5 separate regions of the Mus musculus genome follow, and regions 1, 2, 4 and 5 are each linked to region 3. A link is a loop called in an ENCODE intact Hi-C map of the cell type or tissue named here. Cell type or tissue: left cerebral cortex. All regions are shown on one strand. Each heading gives the region's core, and the rest is flanking DNA. Links, peaks and the distances in the headings are about the cores only.

The links. A loop is a pair of places that touch in the nucleus more often than their neighbours do. Peaks named below come from ENCODE experiments on the same cell type or tissue, not always from the same donor. Only the 100,000 strongest peaks of a DNase experiment are listed, where the experiment ranks them.
Region 1: it touches region 3 in a loop (8-fold over the local background); 13 of 42 quality-filtered maps call a loop at or near these places.
Region 2: a loop joins it to region 3, with 2.7 times the contacts of the local background. A loop is called at or near these places in 2 of 42 quality-filtered maps.
Region 4: it touches region 3 in a loop (5-fold over the local background); 4 of 42 quality-filtered maps call a loop at or near these places.
Region 5: it touches region 3 in a loop (3-fold over the local background); 2 of 42 quality-filtered maps call a loop at or near these places.

Annotation. Positions count from the first base shown.
Region 1 is chr6:43,018,337-43,024,812 of GRCm38, forward strand. The region is part of intron 1 of Gm34905 (a long non-coding RNA gene); the gene reads right to left. Among named protein-coding and RNA genes, the nearest start is that of Gm34905, 46 kb to the right of the region's middle. In left cerebral cortex, for the core only: a CTCF peak has its summit at 3,808 (motif pointing right); a DNase peak (open chromatin) is centred at 3,832.
Region 2 is chr6:43,075,496-43,081,971 of GRCm38, forward strand. No RefSeq gene overlaps it. Among named protein-coding and RNA genes, the nearest start is that of Gm34905, 11 kb to the left of the region's middle. In left cerebral cortex, for the core only: a CTCF peak has its summit at 3,457 (motif pointing left); a DNase peak (open chromatin) is centred at 3,442.
Region 3 is chr6:43,293,543-43,300,018 of GRCm38, forward strand. No RefSeq gene overlaps it. Among named protein-coding and RNA genes, the nearest start is that of Nobox, 13 kb to the right of the region's middle. In left cerebral cortex, for the core only: a CTCF peak has its summit at 3,827 (motif pointing left); DNase peaks (open chromatin) are centred at 2,817, 2,962, 3,452, 3,821 and 1 more place; H3K27ac peaks cover 935 bases.
Region 4 is chr6:42,864,093-42,870,568 of GRCm38, forward strand. No RefSeq gene overlaps it. Among named protein-coding and RNA genes, the nearest start is that of Olfr448, 29 kb to the right of the region's middle. RefSeq lists an enhancer at 5,549-6,450 and a cis regulatory region at 5,615-6,106. In left cerebral cortex, for the core only: no CTCF peak of the experiment used is centred there; a DNase peak (open chromatin) is centred at 3,840.
Region 5 is chr6:42,224,186-42,230,661 of GRCm38, forward strand. No RefSeq gene overlaps it. Among named protein-coding and RNA genes, the nearest start is that of Tas2r144, 12 kb to the left of the region's middle. In left cerebral cortex, for the core only: a CTCF peak has its summit at 3,259 (motif pointing right); a DNase peak (open chromatin) is centred at 3,258.

The sequences.
Region 1 (6,476 bases), core at 844-5,843, 280 kb before region 3:
AGAAAAGACAGTATTCCTCCTCACAGAGAGTGAGTTCCAAGACTCTTCACCCCAGAAGGACACTTTCTCTTAGGCAGAAAGTCCTTACTGTGCCAAGAGGATCCCTGTAGAGCTCCAAATGCCACTCAGTGTCTGCCTTATATCCATCTACTGATTCATCTTGAGAACTTCTGTGGCCTTAGCAATGTGTGGGAAGAGATACACTGAAATGCTCTGTCTTAGTCAGGGTTTCTATTCCTGGACAAAACATCATGACCAAGAAGCAAGTTGGGGAGGAAAGGGTTTATTCAGCTTACACTTCCATACTGCTGTTTATCACCAAAGGATATCAGGACTGGAACTCAAACAGGTCAGGAAGCAAGAGCTGATGCAGAGGCCATGGAGTGATGTTCTTTACTCGCTTCCCCTGGCTTGCTCAGCCTTCTCTCTTATAGAACCCAAGACATCCAGCCCAGAGATGGTCCCACCCACAAGGGGCCTTTCCCCCTTGATCACTAATTGAGAAAATGCCCCATAGCTGGATCTCATGGAGGCATTTCCTCAACTGAAGCTCCTTTCTCTGTGATAAGTCCAGCTTGTGTCAAGTTGAGACATAAAACCAGCCAGTACAAATGGTATATCTACTAGTACTAGTTTTCATAAGCCACACCACCTGATTTTAGATTTTATTCCTCTTCTGAGTTTCCTTTCCCCTCATACATTTGTTTTTATTCCCAAATCATCAAAACGGGTTTTGCCTTGAGCTCTTCAGGGAAAACAGGACAGAAATTAATTCACTGATGCTTATGTCAGTCACTGTCTAAAATCCTTCTTATGTATGATGACTTCAGTCAATAGCTATTTAAGTTAATTTAAATTCTAAGAAATAAATTTTAAATATACTAGATACTGGTCCAGACATCATTGCTTCAAACTCTGTAAATAGCTTCTGAATTTTCGTTTGCAAGTCAAAGACACAAACCTAAAGGCATTCATCATTTTTTTTCTGACTAATTTCTTTGCAATTATGTAATGTTTGGCACATTCATGCTACACATGTCTTTGAAGCCAATGCTATTAGGGAAATGCTACTAAATCAACTATAAAGTAAGAATTTCTCCTCTCATTTATGGATATTTATTTTTTAATTGTACAGATTTGTTGATGCTAGACAGTCTTCTTAGTTTTTAAACTATCTGGAGTCTTAAATACTATGTAGTGTTTCCCCAGGAGGTGGAGTGTTAGACTAGAGAAAGCAAAGCCATGGGTGAAGCCTAATCTTTTCCTGTTTTGCTATTTTGAGAAATTTTTTATAGAAAACATAAATCACCTAATGGGCTCCCTAATTCTTTTAATTGCATCAATTCAGCAGAATCCAATTACACTAGACCTTAAGAGGCAGATATATTTTACTGACTGCATTACCATAATAATGATGGCATAGTGACAATGGCGAGCGTTTATAATTCCTCTCATTCTAACATGGCTTATCAACCGTACATGAAGCTTCCTGGCATCTCTGAAAGAGAAATCATGCACACAAACAGCAAAGAAAGAGCTGCCTCTGAAAGTCTCCACCTCCCAGGAGTCTTCTGCCTCATGGAAAAGAATGTCCTTCCTGACTTTGGTAATAAGCCAAGAGCCACATGACCACTTCCAGTCTGGGAACTGGTCAGATTGCTAATGTCCCCAGGGACACCAACTCCTGCTTTACATTCTGTCTCTCAGGTCCCTCCCTGCTTTAAGACCCCTGGTTGGACCTGGCCTTGATAGAAGCATCTTCTTAAGCCCTAGTGCTGGGATCAAATTTGCTGAGATCATTTGGAGCATATGGCACAGACAACTCTCAATGCACTCTCTGGATCTCAAAACTGTGAGGTGCAGAACAGCAGCCTAGTGGGGTAGACTCCTCGTCCCACCCTCTATCGAATTTTGAAACACTTTAATGCAGCTCCTTATCTCGTGGTGACCCCTAACCACTAAGTTTTCTTGTTGCTACTTCCTAGCTATAATCCTACTACTGTTATGAATCATAAGGTAAATATCTGGTATGCAGAATATCTGATATGCCACACCAAAGAGGTAATGACCCACAGGCTGAGAACCACTGCCTAGCTAGGTCACCATTAGTTGACTAAACCAAAACTTTTGAGGGAGCCATTATTGTTTCAAAGCAGAGGGAATAAAGTTTCATTTAAAAAATGTGAATCTTAGCACCTTTATCCAAGCTACTGGCTTCATAGATATTGATGATAAATGATAAATGCAGGGTTTTGTTTAGCCTTGAGCTCAGTACAGTACAGTAAAATGACTCTCATGAAAGCCAAGTCCATCTAGGCTGAACCCTTAGAAACAGCTGAGAAGAAGAGGGGGTTCCATGGTGTGCATTCAGAAGGTATCTTAGTACTAACTTCACTTCTATGACCATGGCTTTGTCAAACGTCAACATGATTGTTCTGAGCACCTGTCAGGTGCTGGGAATGGTATAGACCCTTTGTGCACATATTATTTTTTCTCTTTCCCTCTCTCTCCTCTCTCTCTCTCTCTCTCTCTCTCTCTCTCTGTGTGTGTGTGTGGGGGGGGGGGGGCACTCTACATGCATGTGGAGGCCAAACACCAAAAACTGACATAGGTCCCTCCATCACCCTCCATCCTTCTTTTTTTTTTTTTTTCTTTTTTTTTAAGGCAGGGTCTGTGTTGAAGGAAATATCTAAAGAGTAGAGCTGGCGCGGTCCCACGGTTGTGCCTCTGCCCTGGCAGCCTGGCTGGCCATGCACAGGCGGGCAAAGGTTGACCTATTTTATCTCCTGGAGATTCTCTTGCCTGGAGCTCCCGAAACGTCTCCACCCAGCTCACTAGGTTCCCACTGTCAGGTTGCTACCATGCCAACCTCCTGCTTCAAACCCCCACCCCCCCCCAGCCTTTGTCTGCATATCCGGCAAACCCATGCTTTGCCACTGTACCTCTCTCTCTTGAACCCAGCTGAGCTCCTACCTAAAAGAAAACACAACACAGACTTAGTTCAGAAACAATGGTAACTCAATCTCCCCAGACACTAAACACTAAAATTTGATATTTTTAAAGGCTAGACTTACTTGCTCTATAGAAAATACATATAAACATTGGTATGTTGTGATATATATCTAAAAATTGAATGATAATTATCCAGAAACTGACAAGTGATTCAATTATACATTTACTATAGACAGAGAAAAAGTTCACAATACACTGTGAAGTTAAAAGAGGGCAGGGCAGGACTGGAGGGGTGGCTCAGTGACCAAGAGCACTGGCTGGTTTTTCAGAGGACCCAGGTTCAATTCCCAGGACCCACATGACAGTTCACAATCCTTCATCCCTAGTGTATCTGATGCCCTCTTCCCACCTCTGTGGGCACTAAATGCACAGGGCACACAGACATGCATACAGGCAGAACACCCATACACATAGAATAAAATACTATTACAGTTGGTTTCTACTCATTTTTGAATAATTGAAAAAATATAATTATCATTAATTATCACCATATGCTATTTTTCCAGAATGTTTACATTATTATTTTTCTATGACGATATATATATATATATATATATATATATATATATATATATGTATATATATGTATATATATATATATATACATACATATATATATAGTTATATATAGTTTTATCCAGTTTTAAAGTATTAGCAAAATATATTATAAGAAAAATTGAGTGAAATCCACTCTACGTATATTAAATTAAAAGAATTTTTAATTTTTTTTTAAATCCTGGCTTTAAAAAAATGTTAATGGGTTTAACAAGGGAGTGCTGCAGTTACCCATGTATGCCATCAGAGGGCGCCAAAACTGGCCGCTAATACTTAGCTGCAGAAATGATGTAGCTCGATTCCGAAGGCATTTCTAGCTTACAACAGGCAAAAGTCTCTCTGAATAGAGTAAGCATTTGTTAGTGATATATTTTAGTACACTTTTTCAGTGTACAAAAATTTAACAGTATCATTTCCCTAAAGGTGAGATTCTCAAAATTTCTGGAAATATGTAGATTAACACTTAACCCTGACTGTTCGATAATTTAAGTTACAGGGGAAGGTTCCAGACAAACAGTAATAGGGAATGTCCGTGGTGGCCAGTTGTGAATGGAGCATGCCAGTTTCCAGTGCAGTGCACTCTTCAGACAAGTCCGAGGTTCCCATGTGCTCGGGGAGGCTGAACCTGACTTCTTATGACCCCCCTGTCCCGCGACCCTGACCTGGAATGGAAGGTTCTTCCAAAGAAAGAGTGCGTCAGGCTCAGTATACCCCATTACTAGGAGTCATCTCTGGGTCATACTTGGTAGATTCCAGGGAGTTTCTCTGCACTTACTTTACACACACACACACACACACACACTTCCAAGCATCTCTTTCAGTATTTTCCCAATACAGTGAGTTCCCAAGCAGAAAAGTCCATGCATGCTGGAAATGCCTCTGGTAACACACGGCACCTCAACCCCAGTATCTGAAATGGAACTTGAACCCAACTTGCTCAAAACGTCTATATACAAAAATGTCTGTGCCTCCCATTCAGACCTTCAGGGAAACCCAGGAGACAGCTTCTCTATTTGTCACTGACTTGTCCCCTCAGCTCCCTCCTTACTGTGAGATGATAGCTCTCCAAAAGGGATTCCCCTGCCTCTGGGGTAACCCTTATTCATTGTCCATGCCATGTTCAAGATGTGCTTGTGTTTAATTGCATCTTCAAAGAAAAATTTAAATTCTGGTATTATATAAAAGATTCTTCTTCATGTTCTATCCTTTGCCTGCTCAGAATAGTTTCTAGTTCAACTACCCCCCCAAAGTCTCTCTCTCTCTATCCCTGTCTGTCTCTTTGTGTACGTGTATGCATGTGTATACATGTGTGCATGTATATGTATTACTTTAAATTTTATTTTAAGTGTATGAGTTCTCTGACCTCCTGAATCCTTCTGCATGTATGTCTGTGTATCATAGGCATGCCTGGTCCATCTAGGACCTCTTACAGGGCACTGGGCCATCTAGAACAGCTGTCACAAATGGTCATATGTTTTCCTGTATTATCTTACCACAGCACAAGGAGAACTTTTCTTTAATATTTTTATTTTCATTATTATTTTACTTTACATGTAATGATGGTTCACTTTTATGTGTGTTTGTGCACCGTGTGTGAACCTGGCACCAGTGAAGATCACAAGAGGAGGGCAGATTCCTGGAGTTACAGATAATTGTGAACTACCATGCTGGTGGTGGGAATTGGACCTAGGTTTGATTACTGGGACCCAGTGGTAGGAAAATAGAATTTACCCCTTTAGGTTGCCCTCTGATCTCTAGTAGTGCACTGTGGATTTGCGGATTTGTGCAGTATGTATGTGAGGGTTGAGAGTTAGAGAGATAGCTCAGTGCACAAAGAGCTTGCCCAACAATCCAGAGGAGCTGAGCTCAGATCTCTATTGACCAAGTAAAGGCAGATGCAATAGTTTGTGTCTGCAGTCTCAGTAATGTTATAATGAGTTGAGATGCAGAGACAGGAAAATTCTCCAAATTTTGAGACTCTCTTAAATAGAGGCAAGCAGAGAACCAACACTCAAGGTTGTTTGCTGACCTCCACATCCTTTATAGTACACACTCATCCATATGCATATTCATGAACAAGCACACACATACCTGCATAGATGACAGAGTTGGGAGGCAGATTTGTTTGTATGTGTGTATGTGTAATATATATGTGTGTGCTATATATCATATATATATGTGAGATATATATAATATATATTTCTTTTAAAAACTTTAGTGAGAATAATCCATGCTAAGCTGCTGAATTGCTTGTTACTGTCTTAAAGGACAATGGGAACTTATCTTCTTAGGAGATGGCATGTCTACATAAGAGTAACACACATAGTGCTTTAAAGTATAAAGTCAGGTTACTCAGTCATATCTCCATAACTGCCTCATTCCCACCCCATATCACCGAGCATGCTCCTTGGCCCCTCTTTTGACTGGGGATGAGGAGTTGGTAAAGTGCTTTCTTTATAAACGTGAGGGCCTGGGGTCATATTAACAACCTCAGGCAGATCCTTGGAGCCTGTTCATCAGCCAGCCCTAACCTACACACCAAGTTCCAGGTCAGTGAAAGGCTCTATCTCAAAAGAAGCAAACAGAATCCCTCTTTTCTTCCCAGCCTGTTTTCTTGGTGATAAATATTTCTCTCCATGCCCCCCCCCCATTTTCTTTATTTCAATTTTGCTTTTGTTTTTATCTGTTTCTTTGATTGACTCAATTTCCTCTTTTCATACCTCTCTCTCACTGGCTTAGCATGCTGTGAACTATAGTAACTGTACAGAATGGGGGATCTAGTAATATCTATGACACCCCTGTTTATGTTTCACAAATGAGTTTCCAATCTCTGAATATTCACACCTACTTCTATTGCATTTTAAAGAGACAAAAATGCATTCAGGTTATTTTTCACTGTAGTGTCCTTT
Region 2 (6,476 bases), core at 996-5,995, 220 kb before region 3:
AGGTTAAATGTTATTTTCTAAGATTGATGTCCCAATCCCACCACTGGAAGCCTTGCCTAGTTAGAGAAGATGCTTGGTTCAAGCTCTGTATCCTTCTTTTCTAGGAGTCCTTGCTAGGGTCACCTTCATAGGATCCCAGGAGTCCCCACTGCACTAAATGCCCACATTATCCCCTAAATAATTGCCTTTTCTAATAGTCTATACCTGAACCCTTTCCCTACATCTCACCCTCTCCAACCTGATCCTTCCTGTTCCATTTCCTGCCTGCCTGGAATCCAACCACAAAAGCTATTCAATTTTTCTTTTCCAGGGAGTCCCTGCCTCCCCACCAAAGCCCTCCTTGTCAAATCTGAATTCTACTTTATACAGTAGGATTAAAAGTCATTATGAGTGTGGTTTAATGATGTTTGATTCTTGTAAGCAGAGCTGTGGACATAAGAGCCAGAAGAGTCTTATGTGAATTGTTGCAGACAGCTGGGAGCATCAGCACAAACTGCAAACAATTATGATCAGGCAACCTTCCCTTTCACTGACATATGGGGTCTAGCTTTTATGTAAAAACCAAAAACTGAGAATCCTCTCTACTCTCAGTTTCTCTAGGTAATATTTCTTTACTCCTTAAATACTAAGATTTAGAAACTAATGTTTTGTATTTAAATAATGTGTGCTTGGAAAGTCTACAGAAGTTTCTTCTGTTCTCTATGAGTCTCAGCTGAAGATATAACTACTCGTATGTAGTGACTGTATCCTCTGTTAAGGTAGAAAAGGCATTTGGTACTCTGTCTTGATAGAGATGAAGAAGAAGAAAGATGGGGTACAGAGAGAACCATTTAGTTTCTTCTACCAAAACTAATGACTATCCATGATCTTTACTAAAAGTCCTGTGACATCTGAGAGAGAGTTGCAGTGGTGACTCATGAAGCGGAGCAGTTGGGGCAACCCATCCTCTCACTTCTGCTTCCATGGGGGATTTATGTTATGACTTGTATCACTGTGGAAGGATATTCATCATACTGTAGACAGTAATAGACTGCAAAATCTTCAGACTCCAGGCTGCTGATGGTGAGAGAATAATCTGACCCAGACCCACTGCCACTGAACCTTGATGGAACACCAGAATCTAAATTGGATGTGGAGTAGATCAGGTGTTTAAGAGTTCCACCTGACTTCTGCTGAAACCAGTGTAAATTACCGTTAATGCCCTGACTTGCCTGGCAAGTGAGACTGACTCTTTCTCTCAGAGAGGCAGACATGGAGGATGGAGACTGGGTCATCTGGATGTCACATCTGGCACCTAGGAGTGGAGACATAATGAATATCTACATAGGTAAGCATGATAAAAGAGCACGTCCCCCAAAATGCCAGTCAGCACGAATCACAGTGAAATTCACATTTTAGTTCATTTTACCTGGAAACCAGAGCAACAAGATGCCAAGAAACAAGGCAGGGGCCCTCATGTCCATGCTGAGTCCTGTCTGTAATGACAATGGCACATGGTGTGACTGGTACATGAAGAAGTCCCCAAGGCTGTTCAGTAAGAGCATGGAAATCATTGGGAGCCAGTTACCACTGGGCACAGCTACAAGACTTAACTCATCTGAGCACTTAGCACAAGACTGCTGTCCCCAGACACCTGAGGTCAAACCACTTATATGTCTCCAGAAAATAATTTCTATTTAAAGATTTAAAATTATACATGACATTAATGTAGGGAGTCTCTATTTTGAATGATATATTTCAAAGATATATTGGGCTAATATAAAAGAATAACCTGCTATCAGTGAATATGCTGTTGCATATTCAGAGATATGTTGCTTATACAGAGAGGAAACCATTAGATCTTTAATTCATTCAAAAAATTCTGATTGGTTAAAGAAAATCATTTTTCTAAAGTTTCTTAAGAGCACAAGTTGGTACCCCATGATCCAATAGCTCACCAAGTAAAAACTCTTCTGATCAATATAACCTGAATTAAGATGGGCATTTCCTGGTATTAGAGAATATCAAAAAGATTAGTAACCAATACTGTATGGACCTAAACCAGATTCTGCACAAATCATACTCTTTGATTTGCTCTCAAAGATGGAAGAGAGTGTGCCAAGAGACAAGAACTTAGTACCTGCTGCACTGCAGAAGTGGCTTATTTATTGTAGCAAAAATAGCAACACTAAAATTGAGAATTTAGTCAGATAATAGCAGGAAAGCAAAAATATGCTAATAAAGCCAGTGATCAGAGGATACAAATGAAGACAAACTGGGTTTGTGTGATTTGCTAACATAATCCCAAATACAAAGAGGAAATGTTAATTGTTTAGATCTCAAAAAATTAAGTCAAAAACAGAATCTAACTGGTGGAAATAGTGATGGATTACAGACTGAAATACAGTGCATGGAAATTATGTATTCTGTTGGGACTTCTATTTAGAGTGTAAAAGGAACAATAAAATTCAAAATGAATAATACCAAACCATTATTAATATAAAGTCTAGTCAGGACATGTAGAAAGATAGGTATTGATATTGATTGTTCCCTGAATAAGATACAGAGAAGATCCAAAGAAATAAGGAAAAAAAGTAAACATTATATGTTGGTATAGAAACTCATGTTAAATCTATACATTGAAAAGCATCTTGCTTGTAAGCATTCAAGTTAAGTGGACAATCAGATGTTGTTAATAGGACTATAACGTAATAACACTAAAAGTACTTTGGCAAAATATTCTACCACTAAAACAAGAGTTATTGTATAATTCAGCTTTTTTTAAAAAAAAAGTCTTGAGTATCTTCACAAAGAAATTAAAACACATTTTATGCAAAAACTAGTAAAAATAATGCTTAATGAAAGTTCTTCCAGGAATTGCTAGAAATGAGTAACTACTTAAATGTTTCTCACTTAGTGAACAGGTAAAATGAGGTTTTTCAATACCATGGACTTCTACATTTAGCCAAAAAAAAGCTAGTTCTTTGTGCACACAGCTCAGAAGTACTATTCAGTAAAATAAGCCAATGTATAACTGTATGTGTTGTGTGAGAATTTTTCTACAGTGCTTGCTTGAGTAAAGAATGCGGGAGGGGTGGTGACATCAAGGAATTTTGTGGTAGCAGTGTAAGTGGATAAATGATTATGGTTCTGAAAACACAGACTGTTACCAGTATGCTTAGAGGCACTGTACTTGAATACACAGCATCCACATAGGCAAGTGCAAATGAGATAATTAATCATATGAAATTTCTTTCAATTTCCTCATTTATCTTATTATTGAAGATATCAATTCAAGAGAAGGCTGTGTCCAAGGGGCACAGATCCTGCCTATATGTTTTTGAGAATTTCTTATGAGTGTATAACAATTTGAAAATAGAAAATTAAAAAGGATTATGTGAAGTCCTTACAGAAACCACTTGCTGAGTTGCAATCTCTCTAGTTAAAAAGACGAGGGCTATGCCTCCCTCTAGTGGAGAAATTGCAATCGGACTCTTCTTGCACCTTTTGGATAAATCAAGAATGGAATGATTGTAAAGCAATTTGTGCTAATTAGAAAATTCATACTAAAAATATACATACTTAATACTCAAACCCAAGGAATGTGCAGAAATAAAATCAAAACAATATTTAAATGAACCACAATGACTCTTTTATAAGTCTCACTGAGCTCCATCTAATATTCAGCTGTGAGTTTCTTTCCAATGGAAGCTGGGTGGAGCCTCTCAAAGGACAGTTATGCTAGGTTCCTGTCTACAAGCATAACAGAATTATATAAGAGTGTCAATGATTGGTTATTGCCCATAGAACGTGTCTCAGTTTGGGGCAGTCATTGGTTAACCATAGCCTCCATCTCTATCTTTGTTCCTGCCTCTTTTGTAGGAAGGACCTAACACAATTATTTAACAGACCTTGAAAAACCAGTTCTCAACTTCAGATGAAAAAGCGAGAATCCAGTACAGTTAAAACAATCATGAACAATAAAAGAACTTCTGGAGATATCACCATGTCTGATCTCAAGCTATATTCCAGACCAATAGTAATTAAGCCTGCATGGTCTCACCCTCCCTTCGACCCTCTCTCCATGTGGCTATGGCCACCCTCTACTTCTAAACATTTCTTACTCTCTCTGCCTTTCTACAATAAATGCCTTAAAACCATGAACCTTTATCTGGATCCCCAGTGCTAAAGCAATGGAGCAGATCTTCCTCTCAAGAGCTGTGAATCTAATCTCCTGACTGGAGGCCTCCCTACATTCCAGCAATGGTTGCCACCAACCCAAGCCACCTGCAGAGCAAGCTGCCTGAGCTAACCAGACTCTCTCCTCCCCATGGTAACCTGCCAGAGCTCTGTTTCAACCCTTTTCCCTTCAGCCCATGGACCAGAGTCCGCCAGAGGGTTCCCTCTTTGATCTCAGCTCTTCCATGACATACAGCAGCGTCTGGGATGTCCAAGAGTGAGAACTTGATGTCCCTGGCCTCCAAGTGGCCCAGGGACCCCAGAACCGGCTCTTCCACGGTGCCCAGCAGGGTTTGTGGTGCTGGAGAGATGGAGCCTGACTCCGCAGTTCCACAGGGACCCCAAACAGTGCCTTTTCCCACCCTTGGAGCAGGATCCCACAGCTTCTCACAGTCCAACGCCCACCAGGCGGTTCTGTGGGGCTGTGCAAAGTCAAAGTTTCCTTCTCTACCTCACCCTGTGGCCCTAGCCCGACCAGATGCAGGACCCCATTTTTTCCCCACAGCTAAGATCAAAAACTCAACCTACAACACATGATGGTGAGGATGTAGAGCAAGGGATTGCTGTGATTGAAACCTGTATAGCCACTCTGGAAACCAATCTGGCAGTTTCTCAGAAAATTACCAATAGTTCTACCTGAACACCCAAATACACTCCCTCCTGGGCACACACACAAAAAATGTTCCACCATACCACAAGAAAAAATGCTGCACTATGTTCATAGCAGTTTTATATATAATGGCCAGAAACTGGAAACAACCTAGATGAACCTCACCCAAAGAAAGGATACAGAAAATGTGGTTCATTTACACAAGAGAGCTATTTAAAACAAGGACATAAAGGATTGTGTAGGTAAATAGATGAAACTAGAAAGTATCATCCTGAGTGAGGTAATCAAGACTCAAAAATGAATACAAAGAATGTACTCACATATAAGTGGACATTAGCCATAAAGAGCAGTATACCCACATTATATTCTACATGTCCAAAGAAGCTAATCAAGAAGGAAGAACCAAGTGGGGTTGCTTTAATCTCATTTAGAAGGAGGAATAAAATAGTTAGAGGAGGTAGATGGAGGGAGGGAATTGGATGAAAGAGGGTGTGTGCGGAAGGGAATGGGGGGGTGTTCAGAATCAGGTGTGGGGAGAGACAGGAGAGATTGCCAGAGGGCCAGAAGAATGAATGGAAATATGCATCTGGTGGGCACAGAGGGGTGGGGGTATCTCTGGGACATTCCAGAAACCTGTGATGGGGGAGGATCTTTCAACATTGTCATCTTACAAAGTCTCAGACAATCTCCCATTGCTACATAACATAGAATCACATGTCCTCAATAATCCAACGTGAAAGTAAAATCCAGAAGAAGAAAATTTTATTCAACGTGGTCACACTGAAAAATAGGGGGGGGGGGGATGCATCCAGAAAACTACCAGAATCGTGCAGTCCTGAAAGGAGATTGAAGATTAAACATAGTGCCACATTGAAGCAGCCCTGGTCAAGGTGTGGTCCTGACTACCACTGAAGTAAGTGGGTGCACTTGTTTCTATCATCGTGCAAGACACTGAGTGACATCCCCTGCAGAGAAGATGCTGCTTCTCCTTCTACCAGCATGAACTCTTATGGAAAGCCCCATTTCCTAGGGATTCATTGTTTCCATAGCTGAAAGTTAGAGAAAACAAGTGTCTCTTAAGAATGGCTTCAATTTGCCATGTTGACTACATCATGATACATCCACACAAGGAACAAACCAGGCAGCTTTGTCACCTCAGGTAGTGAGGTTTTTGTTCAGGGCTGCATCACTGTGAGAGGATATTCTAGACCTTGCATACAGTAATAAACACCCACATCCTCAGCCTCCACTCTACTGATTCTCAGTGTGAAATCAGTTCCTGACCCACTGCCACTGAACCTGTCTGGGACTCCTGAGGCAAGGTTGGAGATATAATATATCAGGAGCTGAGGAGACTGGCCTGGCCTCTGCAGGAACCAATACAAGTAAGTGTTGCCACTACTGTGCAGGAGACTCTTACTAGACCTGCAGGAGATGGATACTGACTCTCCAGGATTGGCAGGTACAGAGGGTGCAGCCTGAGTCATCACAATATCCCCAGTGGCTCCTGAAATAGAAGAAATGAAAAGTTATCCACAAACATGATGATACTGTGTTATTTTATCAACTTCCTAGACACTGAGGTCATGACTTTCATTATTATTCTAAAAATGTTCAACATAAAATACTTAAGTAGAGAGAGCACAGA
Region 3 (6,476 bases), core at 777-5,776:
TGTTTAAATTTGGAGGAGAAACATAAAAAAAAAGAATTTTTGGACACGGTGGATTTGATCCAGAAGACTGGATTTCCTCCCGGGAATGAAATAATGTCAGAATTAACTAACCGAAGAGAAACAGGGATTAGAAAGCAAATTGGCAGTTGAGCAGGTGCTCCTGTATGCCCTTGTGAGTGCTTTCTCACTTGCTCTCTACTTTATTTCTAGAGAGAGGGTCTCTCAGTGAGCATTGAACTTGCTAATTAGAGTGGCTGGCCAGGGAGCTCTGGAGATTCTCCTGTCTCTGCCCTCCCACCATGGGCATTTCAGGTATGCCCCGGATTTTTATTTGGATGCTGGGGATCAAATGCAGGTACTCGGGCTTTTGCAGCAAGCAGTTTACCAACTGAGCCATTTCTCCGATGCCAGAAAGTCTTATTTTTTTTATTCTGTTGTTATACTTGGCTGCTCATGTCTCCACCACCAAAACAAACATAATTTTGTGGTAATTAATCCCTGGACACGAGAATGACTTCACTGCTCTGTCGACTCCCAGTCCTATCACCCATCATTCCTCTGGAAGTGTATTCTAGATTGATGTCAAATTTGAAATGTTCTCCCCACCTCCAAACTGTTACTAATAAGTCTTGCCACTAGTGGACCCAAACAGATGTCACGCATTCCACAAGGACCCCTCTAAGTCCTTCTGTTTCTCCCTAACGCCCAACCCTTACACATATGCTCACTCTCTCCTCTGCCTGGGTTTGTCTGTTGTTGTTGGTGGGTTTGTTTTTCTCTCATTCTCTTCCTGGTTTGGGAGGGTACAGCCTTCCTGTCCCCTTCACATCTCCCTCCTCTCTATCCAAATAATCTTGTTTTTTATTTAAGACTAACAGCAGGACTGAATATTTACATCTTTGAGAGACAAGAGATCTGGGCCTTACTGAAGGACTTGATTCCACTTCTGTTATGGTTTAGATTCATTTTTATACTCCCTAAATCTCAATAGCCCTCAGTTATTGATGTGTACATCTCATGACATGGGAAGCCTGTCTGAAACCTATTCTTACAATTTGGAGTAGTCCCTCCATTTGAGCTCCACATTTTCACCTAGCACATACATACTCCTTACAAGGTTGCTTTCCAATGAAATTACTCATCAGAGAGCTAGTTACACAATGCATACTAAATACATTATTTATCATTACCATTACCATTTCATTTGAGACCCAATTTCTAGGTAAAGTCCATGAGTCATTTCCGCTCCCCACAGTCTTATAAAACACATAAATACACAAATCAGGGCAGGCTATGGATGATGGCATTTTTTCTAAGAAAACTCCAAATTTAAAGTGGTTGGCATTAATGAAGCAAGATCCTGCTATCTGCATTTGGAGAGTAAACTAAAATTATAGGATATCAATGCAGGTTTGGCTAAGGTGATTTTTGGAGATAAATTGCACGTTCTCTCTTCTGTAACTCAGGATACTCATGCCCTGATTTGTACATTCACTAGGCTGACTTCTCTGTGACCTTCAGCTCTCAGTGAGCTCTAGACCATTTTCTGTTTCTATATATAATATATTTATTTTTATTTTTTTGGAAATTAATATTTTGCCTGCATGTATGTCTGTGTGAAGGTGTCAGGTCCCCTGGAACTGAGGTTACAGTTGTGAGCTGCTGTGTTTGTGCTTGGAATTGAACCCAGGTCCTCTGTAAGAGCAGCAGGTGCTCCCAAACACTGAACCATCTCTCCAGCCCCTTCTGAATCATGTTCAACCCAGCATCTCTTCCAGCTCTTAATACCTCTGCCCTAAAGCTACCTATTACTACACAATCTCAATAGCAGTCCACGGTCCTAGTCTCCTTCTCCAAGATGTTCCCAGAGCAAAAACTGTGAGTCCATCTCAGGATGACTTTTCTTCTCACTACTTGCTGTGATGGACAAAATTGTGTGATCTCCTGACCTCAACTATACTTTCTGTCCACCTCACACAAGTCCAAGTTCTTTGGTTCTCACCTTTCTAACCCCGATTCCATGTTTTTTTTTTTTCCTTCACATATGAACTCAGCCTTAGCAAACACAAAGTATCTGCACTCATGCAAATTTGCCGTATCTCCATTCTTTTCTCATCATAGCAGCTTTTACTTACAAAGCTATTTTTCCCCCTTCTCCTCATTCCCTTTAATTAATTCCCTACCATGTTGCAATGATTCAAGCCTTAGCATTCCCCAGGTCTACTGCCTCTTCAGCCTCTTCCCTTGCCTGCACTAGTTATCTCTGAGGCTAGTTCAGTCCCTCTGGACTGAATCCTTATAACTTCCCTCTACATCTCTGCTGATCTCACTGTCCATTTCTTTTCTGAAAGCACAGATCAGACACAGGCATGCCCATATGTTAAAACAGCCAGTGCCTGTGTTTGTGCAAAGAGTACAGTCTGAATGCCTGGACCTAGGATGCAAAGCCCCTCCCTGTCCGCCCCACCCCCAGCCCCCACCAGCAGCTTCGGCTCCCTCACAGCCTTCAACCAGCTGGTCTGACACACGCACCACCCCGAGCTCCCTGGTCGTCATCCAATATCAGTGATCTTGTGCCTGCTTCAGCTGAGACAACTGCCTTTTCTGCCTTGCTTATCTAGAGCTTGCTCTTCCTGTCATAGCTGCTCTATAAGTATGCTCAAAGCTTTCTTGAGGCTGCCCCAGCAGACAGAACTACTCCTCAGCAGTGTTCCTGCTCACTTTGCTCTCATGGAAAGCCCCACACAGGCCTGCTCAGCATTGTTCCCTGTGTTGTACCTTGTCTTCTGGGTCTTTCAGACTGTCCAATGAGACTAGCAGTTCCCAGGAAGCTAGGGAGACATTTTATTCATCTTTGTATCCATCAAGTACATTTGGTGCCTATAAATTCCTCTTAACTGCAGGAACAAATATGCCTGCCCTGATTTCTCAGGGTGTTGTTATGGAATCCAAATAGAAAGGTATTTATGACAGACAGAGCAGCATACACTAAGCCTCAAATGTAAAAACTACATCTCCTTCAGTGTCCCCCTGGCTCAAGCAAGCAGCACTTCTGGGTAAGCAGAGAAAAGCCTCCCTTCAGAGGAATCAAATTTATTTCTAAGTAACCACAGCCATTTAAGACTCCAGTTAAATTGACTTTTGTAACCTGGTTCCATCCCATATTCCATTAATCAGATCATAGTTAAGACAGCATTTGGAGTCTATTCAGTGTTGTGAGTTACATAAGCAACATGAAATATTCAGCTGACAAGAAAATAAAGGAATCAAACGGCTTTACAACTTCTAGAAGAAAACACACACACATGTACACGCACGCACACATGCAGGAAAACGGGAGCCTGCATGGAGGGATGCACAAGCCTGTCAGCCTGCAAAACCCTGTAGGGGGTGGAATCAGAGAGGAGCAGAAAGGTGGCTGGGGAATGTTAGCAATGAACATAGGACTGTTCAGAAGCCTGGTATGCAAGAGGCCAAGTAGACACTGAAGCAGACTCTGGGGTCTCTGAATTATGATGCTTTTTGTGACACATATCCTGAGCTGAGAGCTATGGGGATGCCTGGCTGAGTAGATAAAAATACCAGACTCCTAAAATACAGCTTGTCTAGCCTTAAAAAAAATTCATTTGTTGCTAAGCTGATTTTGCTATTTACCTGAAAAAGCCAAACTGAAACCCAAATGCCTTTGATAACTAAGTCTTGGATAGAATAGGGTCCTGGGGCATTTAAGGGAAAGTACCGAGCAATTATCCCAAAGGCTTTCTGACTTAAACGACCAGAAATTCTAGGATCACAAAGAAAATGGTGATGCATTGCCATCTAGTGGAAAAAAGCTGTAAGGAAGTTAAACAGCAGTGCTGGCTTATATTTTTACTTTATTAATATGTCTCTGATGTTTACAGGCAGGGTGCTGCTCTGGATAATAGCAAAGTGCTGAGGAGCCGAAGTTGCACTGCCAGAAGAAGATGTCAATCAGGGGATGACTGGGCAGGTGATGTTGGGGTAAGGCTGGAGTATGATGGCCTAGAGGTCTAGGTGAACTGCCCTAGAGGGGGCAGTGAGCTCTCCAGCATGCAGAAACTTGACTCCCAATAAGGAAAAACAATAAGCAAGAGTGATCTAGAAGTGCAAGAACTTTCCAAAGGAGGGTGCTCAGGGGTCTAACTATGGAAGCTAGGAAAGAACAGTGCTGGATAAGTGTAGCTTCCAAAGTGGTCACCATGGCAACCAAAATAGCTTAAAGCCTTGATTCTTATTTAAGCCTCTTTGGTCTAGGAAAGGAAAGCGCCGTTGAAATTAGCAGGTTTAAGTCAGCTGTTCTCAACCTGTGGGTCGCGATCCTTTTAGCAAACCTCTATCTCCAAAAAAAGTATGAAGTTGTGAAATAGCAATGAAAATAGTTTTATGGTTGGGGTCAGCATCATGTGGGCACACTTTAGGGCTGTGGCATTAGGAAGGTTGAGAATTGCTGGCTTATGAAAAGTAAAACAAATAAAAAACAACCTTTGAGCCCAAACCTGGCGTCAGAGCTGGGTTCAATAATTCCATCGCTATTCTAGTACAGACAGGAGAGAATCCCTGTGACCTAATAGAGCGATAGATACTAATTTCTATAGAGCTGATTTTCATGAAAATAAAGTTATTATATGTTGCGGCCGGCCAGCGGCTTACATGTCAGGGTTCTAGTCTGGAAAGGCATCTTGGAATCTGGAAGAGAAGAGGGGTGGGGGGCTAGGCAGCGCGATAAAGATGGAACCAAGGCAACGGTCGGATCAAGGTTCGATTTTACTATTCCCGACACTGGGTTATGAAGCAGGGGAAGGGGCCCATTCCCACCAAATCATCCTGGAGTACAGTTGCAGGTGACCACGTGTTTGGCTCCGGAACAGCAAGGCAGCAGGCTCCAGCAGTGGGAGTGAAAGATAGGGCGGCAGGCTCCACCCCATGCTCTCTTCTTGCTAACAGAGAAACCTGATCTGAGTGGGGGGAGGTTACAATTATAGACTTCTATAAAAGATTTCTGAAGTTTTTAAAAACCATTCCAAACCAAGAAATCAAATAACAACAAATGGTAAGGATGTGTGGAAGGACAAATCTCTGTCTGCTACTGGTGGGAGTGGAACCCAGTGCAGCCATTATGGAAGTCAGTATGGAACTTTAAAAAACACAAAATAAATGGAACTACCCTAAAACTCAACTATACCACTTTCCACACATATCCTAAAGATTCTGAGTATTACCATAGAGACACCTGCACATCCATGCTTATGGCTGCATTGTTCACAGCAAGGACATGGATGTCTGTTGACGGAGAATGGAAAATGAAAACATGGTGTCTATATATAATGGAAGTTATTTCATGTGTGAAACAGAACTGAAACTTCCAGAGAAAATGAATAGAACTAGAAAGTATTCTGTTAAATGAGGTAATACAAACCCAGAATGTACTTCATTCATATGAACCTATGGGAGCCATTCAAACCACTACAATGTTCTTATGAGGCATAAAAGACAGTAGGTGTCCCCTAAGTATACAGCATTTGTTAGTAGTTAGGTTGACAGGAGAAATAACTTGTCTGGTTGCACTACAGAAAATATGTTGATCTTATTGGGTCACTAAAAGTATTCTTCTGAAAGATGTTATTGTAGGAGATAGCAAAGGACAGCTTTGGATGATAGTACAGTTGAGGATTCATGGCTAGCTTAACTCTTTATTGCCATTAATAGATTATTTTCCAAGGGAATGTCAAAATATCTTACATATCCCTGTGATCCTGCTTATTAATTTAGCAATGGTTGAAATATAAATATCCTAAATATACTGACCCAATTTTCAAATAGGATAAAATCTCTAAGCCAGATGATATTCAGTAAGAATTTCAAAACATCTTAACAAAATCATAAAGAGTTAAAACTAACCAAACAAAGCTGAATGGGTGATATAAATCCCAATGTATTTAGATTTAAGCTGTTATTTCTCCAAGTACAAATTAGCAGTGCACTGGACTCAAAGCATCTTTTATTAAAATATCCTGGAGGCTGTAGTGGTCAAGAATATAAATGTGCTCTAGGGCTAAACAAAACACCACACTAATGGTTTTCACTAGAAAAACCATTAGCAGAGATCCTGTTAGATAGTCTTCAATAAGCATCCCTGGCCCCTTTAGCAGAGGTAAGGTCCAGACCTCACATCACTATCATTACTCAGAGGAATGTTAGTAGCTCACATTCACCTGGCAAGAGACAAGGGACCTGGAGCCCAAGCCATGTGAGGGCTGAGCAAAGTGATTCCAGCATGCCTGCAGAATGCAGAGCTTTTGAGGATGTCACACACTCCCCAGTGCTCACAGAGTTAGTTTATTCCTGTGGTGCCTCACTTGCAAAACATAGAAAACAAAACTGTACTCTAGGGGCTATAGAGATGGTTCAGTGGTTAAGAGCACTGACTGCTCTTCCAGAGGTACTGAGTTCAATTC
Region 4 (6,476 bases), core at 757-5,756, 430 kb before region 3:
ATGATTATGATAGCAGTGAAAAGAAAAGATATACACATAAGATAAGGTATTTCTGTGCAAATGTGATACAAGTCTGCACAGAGAACTCATTATACTTAGGAACACACATAATTATGAACAAGACTTGTGTACTGAAAAACTAAAGATCACAGGAGAGAAATTGAGATCTTAAACTATTTCATTTATGGGTAAAAAAAATCCAAATTAAAATTATGTTGTCATTTTATATTAGTACTCCTCATGATTTGGAGAAAGGAGATTTTATCTTGTAGTCACGTCCATGTTTGGATCTCAGCTTTACTCTTTCCTCTCAATAATTCACATTCTTCTAATAACAATTTCCTTTTGTTTCTGTGGTGCTGGGGATCAGGGCCGTGTGAATACTGGGCAAACACCCTATCAAAGCGATATTCCTGGCCTACAATTATTTGTGGTTCATTTTTCATGTTCTGTTTCATTGTATTGAATTACCTGTTACTGGTAGATGGTTACCTGTTTTTAGCAATGATATTTGTCTGTGTTTTTATTTTCCTGCCCTCCTTTCTCTTCTCTCGTCTGATCTTAGCTGATCATGTTATCATTGCTGAGTCTTATCAAGTAAATGTACCCCTCAGATCTTTAAGTCAGATTTCCAGATCCAAGTGAGATACTTTGACCTCTGGATGTGAAAAAAAAAAGACATAATCTCCTGTCTTCTTTATGCCTCAAATCTTGTTATTTATATTGACTTCTCTATTTCCTGGATGTTTGTTTAGCATGTGCAGTCTCCCTATGTTTATCATCACACCTGTAGTCATCATAATCACACATGTACTTTCAATGCTTGCTACTGGCCTTTTCATTGTAGATTTTCTGGCAGACTGTTAGTCTGAATTGAATTGTATTCTACACCCTTTATGCCTTTTGTTTAGACAACTGATTAGCTGCATATAAAACTTGGGTGATGCATTCTGTCCTAGAGCACACAATGGATGTTCCTCCACAGACCTCTGCACTGGATATCACTTTGATAATGTGTACGCATGAGCTGATTCTATAGGCAGCTATTTGCTTGTTTGTTTGTTTGTTTGTTTGTGTTGGTGTCACTATATACTTTAGACTGCCATTGAACTTGTCTTCCTCCCCCCCCCCCCATGAAGCTGAAAATCAACCAATTCTGTTATCATGCTTCCCTGGAAAAAGAAAATGAGACACCCTCTGGTGTGGCACAGGCTGGTGCACAGATTCCACAGAGGAACAGAGCCTGAAAAAAAAAAAAAAAACATTCAACTTGCAATAAAGGATGGTGACAAGATGAGGAAGTTTGTGGAAGAAGTGGAAAAACACTTGCCAAGCATAATGCCATTGAAAGGTTTGTGAAGAGTGATAGGTTTTCAAGCTGGTGAAACAGGTTCGTTTTATAAGGACATCGGCAAAGGAACCGCGTGGTGCAAACACTGTTCAGTTGATGAAATGTTCTGAGCTGGGATCTGTAGGAACCTAATCATACCTTTCCAGTAGGGGAAGCTGAGTGGTATTTGTTAACTTGCTGCTCTGTAGAACATAGCTGCCATAGAGAATGGGGTTCACTAGTACTTTTTGACTTCTTTCAATTATCTTTGAAGCTGATGGCATTTTTCTAAATAACTGTGACGGGTTCATAAGACAGAAGAGCCCAATTTGAAGCACTTTTCCTTCTAAACCATTGTTTTATGTGTATCTAAGCTGTACTCATTCAAAGACGCCAGGAGAAGGTATCTGTGGAGATTACTTTTACAATGGAAATGATCTCCTTCTGGCCTTTCTCCACAAAGACTTTTTTGTGCAGGTAAGACTTGTCTTTGTGGTCCATATTCCACCCATCTTTTCCATTTCTCTGATTCAAGTGAAGTCCATGGGTGGTCTTGCTCCATGATAGCTTCAGCTTGGTGCTTAGAGAGGTGGAAGGAACTAAAACGGCTTGGCAATCTATGTGTTCAGGAAATAAATTTCAGATTCTTGGAATGCTAGGCTGGCTAGTATTAGCAGGACCAGAAAAAGAAATGCCAAAAAGGACAAAAAGGAGAGCTCCCAAGAACCACAAATTTCTTTAACTGGTAGACGAGAACTGAACAACGTGTCTCTAAGAAACCTAATAGGGCTGCAGCAAAAAAACACGGAGGTGTTCCTTTATGCAATGCCAGGAATAGCTCTTGTCCCCACCAGCCAGAGTAAAATACTTTTTGATGTATGCACCACTGAGCAGAATCTTAAGAAAATGGGAATGAAAGGAAGAATCAATAATTGGAATCAATAATGGGAAGAAAGTTCTTTGCATTACAGGCTGTTCTGTTCATAGCAAAGATCGCTAGCTGGCTACAAATAACAGATTATCGCCACATGTTTAATCACTTTAGAAATAATATTCAAAATTATTGTGTAGGAAATAGACCACAGCAGTACAAAATTTTATCTTCGATGCAAGGATTTTCTTTCTTTCTTTTTTTTAAATTGGTTATTTTATTTGTTTACATTTCAAACATTGTCCCTTTCCCGGTTTCTCCTCTGTAAGCCCTCTATCCCATCCCCCAGCCCCTGCCTCTATGAGGGTGCTCCCCCCACCCACCCATTCAGCTCCATCTCACCACCCTAGAATTCCCCTAAGCTGTAGCATCGAGCTTCCACAGGACCAAGGGCATCCCATCCCATTGATGCCATATAGGTAATCTTCTGCTACATCTGTGGCTGGAGCCATGGGGTCCTTCCATGTGTATTCTTTGGTTGATGTTTTTGTCCCTGAAAGCTCTGGCAAGTCTTGTTAGTTGGTATTGTTCTTCCTATGGGGTTGCAATTCCCTTCAGCCCCTTCAACCCTTCCCCTAACTCTTCCCTTGGGGTCACCATGCTCAGTCCAATGGTTGACTGTGAGCATCTTCATCTGTATTGGTCATGCTCTGGCAGAAGAATTTTCATATATGCATAAATTCAGGAAAACTTGATCTACAATTCTATTTAACTGGATGCAGGATGCATCAAAAATGGCTTTAGATGACAAGGATGATGAGACAAGTGTCACAAATTTATACAATGTGTTCAGGAAGGCAAAAGGGTTGGAGAAGTGATTCAGTGGGTAAGAGTATTTTCTGTGCAAGCAGGATATGAGTGCAAATCCCCAGCATATAAAAAAGCTGGGTATGGCTACATAGGATTGTAGCCCTAGTTTTGGAAGGTGCAGACGGGTGGAACCAGCAAGTTCTTGGGCCAGCCAGTTCAGCTGAAACAATGGGATTTCAGTTCAGTTAAGATACCCTGTGCCAAGAAGATAAAATGCAGGATGACAACAGAAGATATATAATGACCTCCTCTGGCCCTGACCACACAACCATGGGTATGTACAGCTGCATACACAGACACACATAAAGAAAGAAGGCAGAAAAAAGCATAAACATCCACAGGAGCCCATGAAAACTAAATAAACACAGTTCACACTTCTAGACTACAAATGACAAGGGCACTTCACTCCATAGACCCTCTACTCACACTTTAATGGACCTAAGCCTAGAAAAGAAGGTTGCTTTACCTGAAAATATACTTAGCTTATTACCAACCAAGAAGCAAAAAGTATCTGACCATCCTGTTAGGTTAGACAAGTGTTCTTTCATTTCACCTGCAATAAAATATCTCACAAAAATAGGTAGGTGTAAGTGGGAACATCTTCAAATGTCCAAAGCATCAAAAGATTCCCCACTTAAAAGAGGAAGAAGACAAAACATCAACTCTGTCATTTATCCAGTGTGTGCAGAACACACAATCATGGCATCTGGGGGGAGAGACAGCCTTCTTTTTCATTTCTAACCCAAATGCCTTCTGTTTCTTTTTGTGTTCTATTGTACTTCCTATACCATCATTACCATACTGAATTTACATAGTGCAGGCATCTTCAAATTCTTCCTGTTCCTAAGGGGAAAGTATTTAGTCACCATCTGGCACAGTTTCTATCTTTTCTGAAACTGCTAGTCACAGTGAATTAATTCTTTCTTTTTCTAAATTTTTATTATTATAGAATTTTGTGAATATTTATAAATAAGCATTCATATCTTATTCTCCTATATTTTCTAGTTTCTAGTATCAACCCTTTGACATAATTTCTATTTGTCATTTATTTATGTTGCTCCTGGCATATCAAGTCACAGCAAACCCTATAGTTATAAATGAAACTTAGAAAAAGTATAATTTAGACATTGTAGACATTGTAGAACCCAATAAAATATGTGTAATTCATTAATCTTTTCATCTCTGAATAATATAACTGGTATTTTCCAAGGACAAATATTAGACTTAATAGACAAATACAAGCCACATGTATGAAATTAAATATTGATAAAACAATAGCATGTAAAAGTGACTGCTTGAGATTTTCAATTCAGCACCTCGTCAGGATTGCTCTCTGCAGTCAGCTTTGTATTTGTTAGTCTCATTTCCTCTAGAAGGTTCCTCACATCCCCTGTCTGTTATGTCCTTGCCATTCTTTGAAGATTCCAGACTGTTTGTTATGTAGAACGTCCTGGTGTTTGGATAACTCCTATTTTAGATTAAGATGTAACTTGGTTGTGGTAGGGGAGAACTCTACACAGGCCACACTATATCCCCCTCCTCAGTACACCAGCAGGCATATTATGTCAATGTTCCATGACTGATAACATAAACGTTGGTGTGTTGGTTTGTGACTTCCATCAGATTTCTCCATTGGAAAGGACAATCTCTGTGCCTTAGTGATTAAGAGTAACCAAGGCAGAGAAAGCTCCCTGCCTTCAGAACTAAGAACTTCAGAACTTGCATAGCACCAAAAGTCTACAAGACCTTGAAGTTATGAGGGTCCTGTCTCCTAGTATCATTGCCTACTTGAATATATCATTAAGCAAGCTGGTAAATTATGGTTTCCCACTTCTGTTTTTTTAAATTTTACATTCATGAGGTGGAGTTCTTTTCTGTATGTCCATCTACCCTCCCACATTCTGTACTCTTCCTTCTTCATTTTGGAAGTGAAGCCTAAGAGCAAAGGGGGGGCTGTGCTGCCTATGATTTCCAGCCTTCCACATCTTCCTTCATGAAACTCCCACATAATCTTATCTTGCTTCCCAGAGGACCTTCACACACTCTGTGACATATTAACCTAAACATGCCCCATACCTTGAGCTGTGGTAAAGGCTCACAGGGGGACTTGGATAAATTGGCACCAGTTCATTACCTGCCTGTTCATATAGATTCTATTTTGTTAGCACATCCTCACAAGTGCCTAAGTGGGACATATGTCAAGGGAAGTATAGGATTGGGCTTTTGGTTAATAGCAGCTGGGGTAGACACATGCTAGGAGCATGAGATGGCAAATGTGAAATAGTGCTAACTTGAGTAAATTCTAGCTTAATATCCTTTATATACATTTTGTTGACATCAAAAGAGCATGGAAAACTGAGCATCCATTGCCTCCCTCTTCACAGAGGAAAAGCAAGTAGAGGCAAGTTTCCTAGATCTAGCATTCACAATTGATCCCAAGGCATCATTATTTTTCTGCTGGGAGCACAGCTTGAAGGCAGGCATGCTCTTCCTACCTACGCATAGGCCCTTCCAAAGCAGCTTGGACAAGGTCAGAAAGCATAGAAAGATCTTAGTACAGTGTTTAAAGTGTGTGGAGACATATCAGATTTATTATTCTTTAGATAAATGTGTGTGAATGGGAAGAGCTTCATTCATTAATAAGAGGTTGGGATCTTCAGTCTCCCAGGGAGGCCAATCGCTTACTCTATGCCCTGTGGCTGAGTAAGCCAGACTTCCCCTAAGGCTAAGGACTCCTGGTCCCCTGAGAATATGCCTGGGGAATGCTGCTTTTGTAATTAACAGTGGCAAAGTTTTAATGAACCCCGCAAGGAGATAGTTTTCCTGACGCTTACTTTTTAAATCTTACCATGGTTTCTATTCCTTGGAGATCAATTAAAAAGTTTTTTTTTTCTTTTCATCTTTGCTAAGATGCCAGAGGCAACTTTCCAGCTGTGTGTCTTTAATGAGTTCTCTGAAGGGCTCCTGAGCCAGGAGAGAACAAGAAATTCAGAAGAGCCAAGGTTTGGAAACTTCTGAGAACCTCAAGTCGGTTATACTGGGCAGCCTTTCAACTGGAACCCCATGGATCCAGTCACAGCCTCAGAAGAGTTCAAGAGGCAGGCAAGGAACCCCAGGATTTAATGGTTCTTTTACAGGAAAGGGTATCCCAATTAGTTTTTTGATCATGGTTGAGGCTCTGGACCACTCAATAGTGTCCTGAAAGCATCAAGAGTGTTGCCATGCTGCTCAGGTCTTCAATCTGCCTTATATATTCTGTCTTGTGGTTCCTGGGCCCAGACTCAGGCTACCTATGGCTTCACTCAACTCAATGGATAAGCTGCTTAGCCCTTCATCCCTAGAATAACAGGACTCAAAGAAAGCACATACAAACCTCCCCCGGCCAAAAAACAAACAGCTAGGAAT
Region 5 (6,476 bases), core at 975-5,974, 1.1 Mb before region 3:
GCCAAAACTCTAGATTTTGAATTTCTGCTGTGGTGATCATGGGTACAAGCCTGTCTCTGTATATGGAAATCAGAGATAATCATAATATCTACTTCTAAGGTTGCTGTGAGACGCAAAGGTAATGATACATGTGTAGTACATGAGAAATCACTGTGTGAAGATTAACGTATGTTCATTCAAATAAATATAGATTCTACTATTCAAAGATCAAGCTAACACAATTTTCTCCCTATAAGAGTGAGTTGTCTAGAATGGAAAGACTGACTAAATTATATTTGATACTCTGTGTACAGGGTTGGGGAGTCTGTGTACTGTGGGTGGATCAGGGATGTAAATTAAGCCTCGAATGGCCACACTTAAAACTTCTACTCAATGAAAGGTAAATGTTTTCTAAACCCTGGCCTTCCTTCCTTTTGCACTTTTGCCAGAGAAAGGGTAGACCTCAGAGAAAATCTCTTGATTTCATTAAATCGGCTAGAAGAGATCAAGATAGAAAGAAATGGGAATTTTTCACTAAGCATCTTCAGAGATACACATCAGACAAGGCTGCAAATCAGAAAAGGGGTCCTATTACACCACACGCTCCCTAGGGAAAGTTGCTATTTGCATCTCCTATGGAGAGCCCAAAAACTGCAAATTAATCTTTGGTTTATTCAAACCATTTAGTGGATGATACATTCAGGTCCCTATCGCAGCTTTGATATGAGTGACAGAAATGTTCATCAGGAAAGAGGCAGCAATAGCCCTCTTAGGAAAGACCATGAACCACACATGCCTCTCTCACCATGCTTCATAGAGGAATAGCACGACACACACCATACTCACACATGCAGTGAAAGAAACTGCATTTGTCTGCATTCAAAGGCCCAGAGAAAGGTTTTGGAAATCAACAAGTAGTAGGCAGAGTGTGCATAGACTATATAAAGTGTTTAGGCACACACACACACACACACACACACACACACACACACACACACACCAAGTCAGATGACTTTTCAGGTCTCTGAAGTGTCTCTAAGAAAGTAGGGCAAACGTCTATAGAGTCTGGAGTCTAGACAATCAGTCCCCACATATCAATGAGTAAGCTTCAAAGTCCAAACTGAAACATTGGAGATTATATGTCTAGAACTGCTCTCTATGCCGTCTCATGCAGCCTCTGACCAAAGAGAACCATTTACTTTCCCACTGGAAGTCTACCTCATTTTTCATTCACCCAGCCTTAATTCGGGCCCTCGCCCACAGTACAGTGCAGCAACATCAAGGAGAATTCATCAGCAAATCCTTCCGTTCTAGGTGAACCAAGAGAACAGGTCACCCTAGTACTACCCAAGACACTGAAGTACAGCTTTCAATAACAACCTTTGCTACATTGTTTGTTTTTAGGCCATTCCTTTATTATCGGGAAACATATATAACCATATGCTCTTGAACTACATATGTACTTTCACACACACACACACAAACACACACACAACTTACATACACTCACATCACCTTCTGAAAATCCTCCAGAGACTTTTGATTGCCATAGATGTGTCCACTGGCAGGAGGGTGGGGGAAAGCCCTCTGCTGCATCTCAACTCACTCTTTTCTTGATCGCTCTTGATGGGTTTTTTGTTTTTCTTTATACACCCTAGCCAACATAATCACTTAAAGAGCTTGATGAATTGGCTCCTTTGTAATTTTGATTTTGGATATGTTCAATCATACAGAAAAGTAGAAGAGATGCTGCACTCCTGCCTGTGTATCATACTGTACTCATGTACTGTGTATTATATTTAATAAGTGCTGCTTGGGATCTGAAGTGTCCCCCAAAGGCTTAGGTGTTAACCATTTTATTCCTACACAGTGCTGAAATTGAGGGATTATTGTATTATGAGGGCTTAATCCATGGATAAATACACAGCTGAGTTCATAGCTGAACAGACCAGAAGGGTCCTGCTTGGAAGAAGTACAACCGTAAGTGAACGGAGTTGTGTCTTTGAAGGGTATTTGGGACCCTGGTCTTTTCCACACTCTCTTCCACCTTTCTAACTCACCCTTCTTCTAACCACAATGAAACGAGTTCTTCTCCATACGTCTCTCTCAACCATGACACTGTCACACCATAGGCCCACAGTGATGGGATGGAGTGACCTCTGACAGAAGCTTCTGAAACTGCACACCAGAATAGTTATCTCCTCCCTTAAATCGTTAATCTTGGACATTTTGTTACAGCTCCCATTAACATTTTGCCAGAACTGATCGGTGAAGGCCTTTCAGGGAAATTACAAGTACATTTTCTTTTGAGGGAGAATACTATACTTCAAATACCTCAGATATTTCAGTATCTCTTGTGTCTCTAAAGCTAAAGATTTTTATGGGTTCTTGGACTTCACATAAATTTCTACTTTCTATAAAAATGAACTGGGTCCCAAAATTAGTCTTTGAAGTATAAGCTGAAATGCACCAAAACACTCCTCTGAAAAAATATAAACATCGTCTCTAATATAGCCTTGATTATCCCTTGGAGTGGAGGCAGGGGGTATGGCAAGACAGGCTCTCACTATGTAGCCTGGTCTGGACTAGAACTTGCTATAAGACCAGGCTGGCTTCAGTCTCACAGGGGTCCTCCTGACTCAGTGTTCTGAGTGTTGGGATTAAAAGTGTGTGCCATCATGCCCTGCCATGGGACACCATTCCAGTATTTACAGGAAACATGACTAAGCTCCATAAAATCTAAACTGTGATGGATATTCGTTCTTTCCTACCACCTCCCTTGTGTCTTCTCCATGCCCCTTTCCATAAACTCTCTTGATAGACAACTCTTTCTTCTGTCCATTTCTATGCACATCTCCTCTGGACTCCTCTCCTCAAACCACATTCCACATTGAAATGATGCCCACTAGTATAGTACTCTCTTATAGATCAAAGTTTAACTTTAGAGATTAACCAGTGTGTAGTTTGGTGATTTCGTTGCGTAAATACTCTCAGCATGGCAAAATTCAAACTACCAGCAGGATCTGTTCAGTGGGTTTTGGAGATGAGCTAGCTTCCTTCCAAACAGGAACAGAGGGCATCTCCAGAGATAACGTTTTCTTCAGTCCAGCATAATAATATTTGTGGTGTTAGCAAGATACTCAGCTCCTCCTAGACTTGGTTTCCTCGTTTTTACACAGGATTTACTGATTGTTTGCATACTTCTTTATTGATTGTTGACCGTTTTTTTTTTCCATGCAGTTTCTAACATGGTGACGATTGGATGCGTGGCCACTAGATGGCGATCGAGTCATTTCTTTAGCACAAACCTTTTCTGTTACAAGTTCAACACTGAGCAAACCATAATTCAAATACACGAATTAAACTGGTGGAGTTTATTTTCCTTTCTGTAAACTTTTTACTATGAAAGTTTTTGTGTTTTCCTTTGAAATTCTCCCCGGAAACTCCAGATCCTGGCTCTTCTGTACGGCCATCTCTCAAGGCCTCGTATAGAAGCTGTTCTGGCTCCGGAATGACTAGTCCCCGGTGAGCTGTGGGAAAAAAATGTATCCAAAGCCACACCTGTCCCTGAGGGATCTACTTCGTGGCCTTTGCTGTCCTTCTCTCCTGAAAGAAGGCAAGATGTCCTCCATTATCACATTGCCCACCTAATCTGTGAACGGCGATCATAAATCCATTCAAATCGTTTTATAGATACAGATTGAGCAATGGTGTAAACCAGATATTATATCAGACACAGGCCAGGCATTCCACAGATGAAGGAAGCAAGAGCAAACAGTGCTACAGTGAAACAAGAAATTCACATCAACCAATCCTCCCTTGGTGCTGAGAGGGTAAGTGGACATCAGCTCCCATTCACAACTAAGAGACTATCTCCAAATGGCAACACTTACAAAGGAAAAGTTAACTTTTTTTCCAAAGGAATTTCACTGGGTTTACAAACCACACATAAGGACAGGCCTCACACTCATCAATAAACGGCCATGACAAAATAAACTCAATGTTTTTTTGTAGATATATATTTTTTTGTTCTTACTGGCCTTTTGCTTGTATATTATGGTTTCTGCTTCTGTGTTCCTATGGCTTATTTCTTCCTGTGTGCTCACATGTGATTGCCTGTTTGTGTGCATGTGTACTGTTTTATTTTTCTTTAGTTTTGTTTTTTTAGTTACAACTTGTTTGTTTTGTTTGTTTTCTAAACAGAAAGGAGAGTGGAGTTGGGTGGAGGGGAGGTGGGGAGGACCTTGGAGGAGTTGGGGGAGTGGAACTGATTAAAATATAAGATTTGACAAATGTGTTTCAATTTTTTAAAAATGAAGTAAAAGAAGAAGGGAAGCGATATCTGCATCAGACACTGAAGCAAGCTGAGTTACAAAATAAGCATAAGAAGTTATGGAAAAAGCAGATTCATTTACTCATAGAAATTTATGACAAGTGTGAATGATGTGAGAAAGCTGAGATTATTAAAGGGACTGCACAGGAGTCATAGCTCACAGATAGACAAAGTTAGGTCCCAGGCTTTTAATTAATTCAAACACAAATTCACATGGATAGAAAAAATAAAGACTTTAAGCCTATAAAACAAAACCGAGGATATAACTCAGTTGGTAGAGTGCTTGCCTAACATGAATAAGGTCCTGGAAGTTAGCCACAGGCACTGCATAAAACCAGGTATGGAGGTGCACACCTGTAAGCCCAGGATTTGTAAAGTGGAGGCAGGAAGATCATCTTCAACTACATAACAAGTTTGAAGCCAGCCAAGATTAATAGAAACTCTGCCTCAAAAGTTAATAATAATAAAGTTATTATTATGAAGTTAAAGTTATAGCCAAAGAGTTGGAGGTGACCTATTAAAGAACATTTCAAAAGCTCTAGCCATGCATGAGACAAAGACTGATTGGATTTCCATTGAGTATGCAATGAGTGACAGCAAGGGTCACTGGCTATATCTTTAAACAAGAGACAACTAGCTGAACTCTACAAGGGAATGTCCATGTCCATGTGTGTGCGCCCACACACACACACACACACACACACACACACACACAATCTACAGGTGGTGGTAATCCTGTGGGTCAGGAAACCATGCTCACTAATAACCAGAAATATGAATATTAAATCAGCAATAAGACTTAGCTACCTTTATGAACCCACAGCTTAATTTCTGCAGCTTCAGTTACCCTGTCACCAGAAGATAGGTGAGTGGTATATCATAAGATTTTTGAGAGAGAGAGACCACATTCACATAACTTTTATTTTATCACTAATATTTGCTAACCTCTTCTATGCCACTTTTACAAACTAAACTTTACAGTAGAAAAAACATAGTATGTATAAAGTTCAGTGCCATTTTTTTTTTGTTGCAACAATCCACTGGGGGGTCTTAGAGATAAGGAGACTATCACAACACTTAACATGTCTCAAAACAATAAAAATTTAGCAAACACTGATGAGAATGTCAAAAGGGAGGATTCTGCTACTGCTGCTGCTGCTGCTGGCTGGAGTGCCAGACTGCGTTGTCATTCTCGATGCACACACCTGGTGAAATAAAGCACTCACATGCCCTTTGACTCAGAGATCCACCCCGGGGAGGGTTCCAGGAGAAGTTCTGCCACCAGTTTATAAAGGGACACAGATAAGGTCTCCTGGTGTCATTGACGTCATGAGTCCACATATCCCCAATGGGGAGAATGGGTCAACAAGGTGTGGTAGATAACCAGGGTAAGGCATGTAGGAGTCTGAAGTGATTAACTCAGCATGTTGATAGCCATGTAGACAGTGTGGAGTGAAGGACATAAAAGGAAAAGCCAGATCTGTAGTACAACCATTTATGATTATAAAAAGCGCATCAGGTGCAACATGACCCTATACATTAAAGAAGGTAATAGTTAGGCCCAAGGTTAATATTCACCACAACAATGAGACACACTATGTGAACCTATGAGACACACACCAGCACCCAGGACATAAAATACTACAGAACTTAAAAGCCTGGCTTCAAGAGCAAAGGACCACTTGAGTTCAAGTCCTGGCTCTGCCACCAACTTGCTCTGTCACCTTGCAGGAGAAAGTCTCTCTAACCTTTTCCTAAATCTGTTTTTTTTTAACTTTAAAATGAGAGCTTTGCGTTGTAACTCTTCTATGAAACTGTTGTCAAGGACCAGTTGGGTTACTATAAATTATAAAAAGTCCCTGGCCTACTGGCTATTGTTAGCTGCTGGAAGGAGAGACAGTTTTCTCTAAGAAAGTATTGTAGCCACTGGTAAGTTGATCACAAGTGAAGAACAACCACACAGCCAAGAATATTTAGGCATCATGAATTGGGCTTGAAGTTTTACTTTTAAAGGACAAAATGTTGGCTAAATAAGGAAAGGGCAATGGATCTGGGGAAAAGTTGGGGGAAAGATGAATATGATCAAAACATACAAACTCTCAAAGAACTAATTTTTAAAAGTTCCTGGCTCCAAAGTGTTAAGTTTTATTATTACAATAATAAT